2 separate regions of the Homo sapiens genome follow, and region 2 is linked to region 1. Evidence: read pairs that join two places in POLR2A ChIA-PET (ENCODE). Cell type or tissue: GM12878. All regions are shown on one strand. Each heading gives the region's core, and the rest is flanking DNA. Links, peaks and the distances in the headings are about the cores only.

Evidence for each region. ChIA-PET counts read pairs that join two places held together with the same protein. Peaks named below come from ENCODE experiments on the same cell type or tissue, not always from the same donor. Only the 100,000 strongest peaks of a DNase experiment are listed, where the experiment ranks them.
Region 2: POLR2A ChIA-PET joins it to region 1 with 5 read pairs; 2 of 35 experiments call an interaction of 5 or more read pairs at or near these places.

The regions. Positions count from the first base shown.
Region 1 is chr7:88,131,575-88,134,502 of GRCh38, forward strand. ADAM22 (ADAM metallopeptidase domain 22) reads left to right here. Exons shown (of 32, transcript NM_001324418.2): 12 at 1,293-1,377; 13 at 2,755-2,845. Among named protein-coding and RNA genes, the nearest start is that of SRI-AS1, 84 kb to the right of the region's middle. In GM12878, for the core only: no CTCF peak of the experiment used is centred there; a DNase peak (open chromatin) is centred at 1,327.
Region 2 is chr7:88,009,806-88,012,733 of GRCh38, forward strand. The region is part of intron 3 of ADAM22 (ADAM metallopeptidase domain 22); the gene reads left to right. Among named protein-coding and RNA genes, the nearest start is that of ADAM22, 77 kb to the left of the region's middle. In GM12878, for the core only: no CTCF peak of the experiment used is centred there; no DNase peak of the experiment used is centred there.

The DNA.
Region 1 (2,928 bases), core at 307-2,806:
TCAAGTATAGATTGCTTAAAATTGCCATGAAAATGTAAAAGTTTTAATTTTGAGTTATTTTATTATTTAATGTTTAATTTTTCAAGATATTTAAATAGAGCATTTACTGAGTAAAAATACTGCTAATACTCATATATAGTATTCTTAACTACAGATAAATTATATTCTTTAAAGTTACTGTCTTTTAAATGTTAATGTTTTCTCTGTTTTTGGTTCTAAGATGAGAGCTTAGTATTTCTGGAATTTATTTTTAATTTTTTCTCACTCTTATGTTCTTTTTTTGATAGCATGCATATTTGACGTAATAGCAAATTATATATAGTAGAATTTTAAAAATCTATCATCTAAAGTCAGAGCTGTTGAAGAAAGTTATAAAAGGAAGAAAAGATGTATTTTGGGGTAACTTTATATATAATTCCAAATTTAGAGAAAAGTTGCAAGAATACTACAAGGAAATTGCATATGCCCTCTATTCAGATTCATCAATTATTCACATTTTCCCCATTTGTTTCATAATTTTCTTCCATTCTCCCTCCCTTCCTTCCATTCATCCATCCTTCAGTTTTTTTTTTGTTTTTTTTTGTTTTTTTTCCTGAACCTCTTGAAAGTAAGTTGAAGACACTTACTGGGGATTTATTATTAAATAGTATATATTCTCTAAGAGTAAAAAGACATTCTCTTATATAACCACAGTAAATTATTAAAACCAGAAAATTTAACACAAACATAATACTTTTATGTAACCCATGGTCTATATTCAAATTTCACCAATTACCTCAATAATGTCTTTTAAAGCTAATTTTCCCCATCCAAATCCAATCCAGGATCACACATTGCATTTAATCATCATGTCTCTTTAGTCTCCTTTAATCTGAAAGATTTCCTCAGCTTTCCTTTGTCTATTTTGAGTTTAATACTTTTGAAGAGTATAGGCCAATTATTTTATTGACTGTTCCTCATTATGGGAATGCCTGATGTTAAGATATGTATTTTTGGCAGAAATACCAGAGAAGTGATTTTGTGTCTGTCTCAGAGTACATCATATCAACCAATTATTTTTTAATAGATATACTTCAATTTAAGATATTTATTAATCTTGCAAGAAAACATCCCTCATAAACCTTTTTCTTTGGTTACATGTATAAACAATTTTCACATTCTTCCCTTGCAATGTGAATATATTGTATAGAAATCTTATGTATAGAGAAAATAAATGTAGTAAACTAATAATGAGGGGTGCTATGATGTTTGAACTGTGAACAGTAAGCATTTTTCATTTCCTTTTCTAAAAGGGGAAGTCAATTTGAGAGTAGCCGGAGCGGGGCAGCTTATATTGGTGGGATTTGCTCGTTGCTGAAAGGAGGAGGCGTGAATGAAGTAGGTGTGAACATCTGTACAATACAAAGTGGTATGATGGCTGAAAATGTTTTCCTCATACTTAAGAGATAATTTCTCAGTATTCACATACTCCAGATGTTAGATTGCTATATTACAAATCAGTATGGTGGCCTGGCACAATGGCTTATTTCTGTAATTCCAGCACTTTGGGAGGCTGAGGTGGACAAATTGCTTGAGATGAGGAGTTTGAGACAAGCCTGGGTAACATGGCAAAATCCTGTCTTTATCAAAAATACAAAAATAGGTTGGGTGTGGTAGCGTGTGCCTGTAGCCCCAGCTACTGGGGAGGCTGAAGTGGGAGGATGGCTTAAGCCTGGGAGGCAGAGGTTGTATTGGGCCCAGATTGCGCCACTGCACTCCAGCCTGGGCAACAGAGTGAGACCCTGTCTCTAAATAAATAAATAAATAAATAAATAAATAAATAAATAAAATTAAAAATATAAAAAACTAATATGGTTACTGTAAGTGACCAGAGGACAGACTGGGGAAATAATGGCAGATAATATGGGATAATTATTATATATTCATGTTATGCTTGGAATAATTTCCAGATTAAGCTACTTACAGATTAAATTGAGAGAATCTTTACCTTTACCTTCATTGAAAATAAGGCCCTATTTATCACTTTGAATGATTTTCCAGGGAATTGAATAATTCCCTGAAGCATCAGGTTGTCACCTAACAACCCAACTGGATATTTTTTCCTTAGTATTTAACAGATTTGGGGATAAGAAAAATAGAGTAGGTTTTCCAAAGGGTTTCTTTTACTCCTAAGGCACTAAACCTACTAGAGATGATCAAAAAGAAAATACTTGCATTTTTAAGAGGCTGCAAATTGAAAAAGATATCCTCAGTTCTTCTTAAGTTTCTATTGGCCGAAGATCATCACTACCTCCTGTTACTCATTTCATTTGTTTTCTGAAGCTACATTCTATTCCACTTGAGGGGAATTTCAGGATTACAACTGGATACAAAGATGAACAAGTTCTAAAAAAATTTACAGATTTAATTTTATTTTGTATTATCCAAAAGACGGATTTAATTATATACCAATATTGAATTTTTCAAGAATGTCACTGGTGAAATTTGGACTCAGATATACATTTCCAAAACCCAAAAGCTGTGATTATTTCCTGACTTCTAGTATTCCCTGTAAGACCTAATCAAACATGGATTTTTGTTTCTTACTACTTTTTCCCAAATGCATATTCAGTGCTGGCTACAGTGTGTTCAGCCTCTTCTAAAGAAATTGCTTAGAAATTACTTATTTTCAGCGATATTGTGACATTTTTCTCTGGTTCTTTGTCAGTGACAATTTGGATTTACATATATTTTATTTTTGTTTTTGTTTTTCAGTTTGGGAAAACTGATTTAATGGCTGTTACACTTGCCCAGTCATTAGCCCATAATATTGGTATTATCTCAGACAAAAGAAAGTTAGCAAGTGGTAAGTTTTAGTACATGTGTGGTTAGTTGTATTTAAAATAGACTATTTGTGAAATATTTTGGAGAGTAAAATTTTTTGATTTA
Region 2 (2,928 bases), core at 101-2,600, 120 kb before region 1:
GTAAGAGGTCTTTGGCCCTGCACCTTGTTTTGTTGATTGAGTCAGCACAGTGGGCTCTAAGAATGTATCTGGATGTCATTTCTACACTGCTAAGGCCAGCAGTAACTTTACTGTACACAATAGTGATGTGAACCACGTAAGTGTTTCCGTAACTCTACTTTTCATTTGTCTGAATGCCAAAAATGTCTACAACCATTCCAACCCGTTATGGTTGAATTTCTCTCTTTTTTTTTTTCAAATATAAATAGAACCATGTGAACATATTGCTAGGGTCTCTCTATAGAACTTGTAAGGGAACTGTCCTTGGAAGAGGCTCTTAGGTTCTTGGTGAGCCTACTTCTGGCTATGTTTCACTTGGAACAGATCACCTAAAGAACCGTGAAAGGACAGGCCATGGAACACTGGCTATAAGGTGCCAGAACTGACCTAAATTTCAAATGTGTCTGATAAAATTATCACAGGTTTTTCATCTGAAATGGTTGTTTATGAATTTGCTTTAAGACTTTTTTTGCAGGTGATGGACACCCGCTTTTAACTAGTTATGGCTTTGGTAGAAAGAATTTACTGGCTCGGGTAACAAACCACTGGAAGGTAAGCAGGTTGGAAGTAGCCTAAAGGTCGCCTGGATTTATATATTCGAACAGTGTCATATCTGTTAATCTGTTTCTTTCTTTTCCCATCTCTCTTTTTCTATGTTAGTTTTATTCTCTACTCCTGAAAAAGGCCTTTTTCTTAAAAAATGATTGCAGGCAGTGTGGGGTTCTATAGTCTGAAAGGCCTAAAGGAACTTCTTTTCCAGCTCCTAGTGGGAACACCCTTGGAATGACTCTGGCCAGCTTGGGTGATGTGCCCACCTCAACTTTTCCGTGTCTCTCCATGAGTCTAGCAAGTGATAGAACATTGTGATTGGCATGTGGTGGGTTGGAATAGAAGAGCAGGTCCCCCAGAAAAGCAGGGTGTCATTTTGGTAAGTCAAAACCATAATTGTCCACTGTAGTAGCTGAGGCCAAGGCTTGGTGTGGAGGTGGCATGGAAGTCATCAACTGATGAAACCTACTGTGTGGGGTGCCACTCCTCGTGTATACAGTAACTTATCCCCATTTTGAAGATAATTTAGGCACAAAATTCACTCTAAGTCTCAGAAAGTGTAATTTTTTGTGATTAGTAAATGTGGTGTGCTTTTTAAAGTATGTGATGGCATATTAAGAGTTAATTCACACAGTCCTTCATTAAAGTGTCAGTAAAATGGGACTGAATTAGTTCTAAAAAGCATTCAGGGCTCTGACCCATTTAACTTGGAATATAATTAGGAAAGCTAGTAGTTGAGAAAGGGATCAGAGGGCTCAGAAACTTTCAGAAGCAACACTGTTAATGTTTACACTAAAATGGTAAAAAGGCAATGTTTAAATCTAAAACTATTATTGATTTAAACTCATTAAGACAATTGATATTGAACATTGAAATTAAAAACACTGCCTGTAATCCCAGCACTTTGGGAGGCCGAGGCGGGCGGATCACAAGGTCAGGAGATTGAGACCATCCTGGCTAATGGGGTGAAACCCGTCTCTACTAAAAATACAAAAAATTAGCCAGGCATGGTGGCAGGCACCTGTAGTCCCAGCTACTTCAGAGGCTGAGGCAGGAGAATGGCGTGAACCCGGCAGGCAGAGCTTGCAGTGAGCCGAGATCGCACCACTGCACTCCAGCCTGGGTGACAGAGCGAGACTCAATCTCAAAAAAAAAAAAAAAAGAAAAACACTGCGTTTTTGTTCTTCCTGCATTTTTGTTCTTCCTAAGTCAACTTGTTGGAGAATATTAATAGTTGGCAATATGTGTCTTTAGAGGGAAGATGAGTGGTGAACCCTGAAAGTAACCCTTCATCTCACTCTGTAAGGTGTTTCTTTCTCTTTCTCTCTCTCTCTCTCTCCGCCCCCCACCCCCCAACCTTTCTCTCTAGCTTCTTTCAAGATTTTCTCTTTGTCTTCGGTTTGCTGCAGTTTGAATGATACACCTAGGTGTAGATATTTTGGTATTTATTCTGTTTGGTGTTCTCTGAGCTTCCTGGATCTGTGGTTTAGTCATTAACTTTGGAAAATTCTTGACTGTTATGATTTCAAATATTTCTTCTTTGTTTTCTCTTGCTTGTTTTTATGCTATTCTAATTATGCATAAGTCACACCTTTGGAGATTGTCCCATAGTTCTTAGTAGAGTATTGTGTTCTGTTTTTTTTTCTTTTTTTTTTTTGTCCTTGCATTTTAATCTGAGAAGTTTTTGTGGACATAGCTTCAAACTCACTGATTCTTTCCTCAGTTGTGTCCAGTCTACTGATGAGCCTATCAAAGGCATTCTTCATTTCTGTTAACAGTGTTTTTGACTGCTAACTTTTCCTTTTGATTCTTTCTTAGAATTTTTCTCTCTCTGCTTACATTATTCATCAGCTCTTGGATGTTGTCTACTTTTTCCACTAAAGCCTCTAACCTAGTAATCATAAATTCCCTGATAGTTCCAAAATCTATGTCATGTTGGAGTCTGCTTTTGATGCTTGCTTTGTCTCTTCAGACTGTTTTTTTTCTTGCCTTTTAACATGACTTCTAATTTTTTGTTCCAAGCTGGACATGATATATCAGATAATAGGAGCAAAGGTATATAGGTCTTGAAATGTTTGGTTTGATGTTAATCTGGCTAGTTGTGCAGTTTTAATGATTGCTTTAGCTGTAGGTGCCAGAAGTTTCAGGTACTTCTAATGTTCTTGTTTTAATTTTCCTTGTTGAGTTTGTGAAAACCTAAGACCTTCTTCTTAGAGTCTACACCTTGCAGCCCTTTCAGCTGTAACCCGTGAATATTATACTAGAGCCCTAGAGCCCTGTTCATGTGCTGGTAAGGTATGGAGGAAGAGCAAGTGTTCTATAATTTAATGATTAAATCTC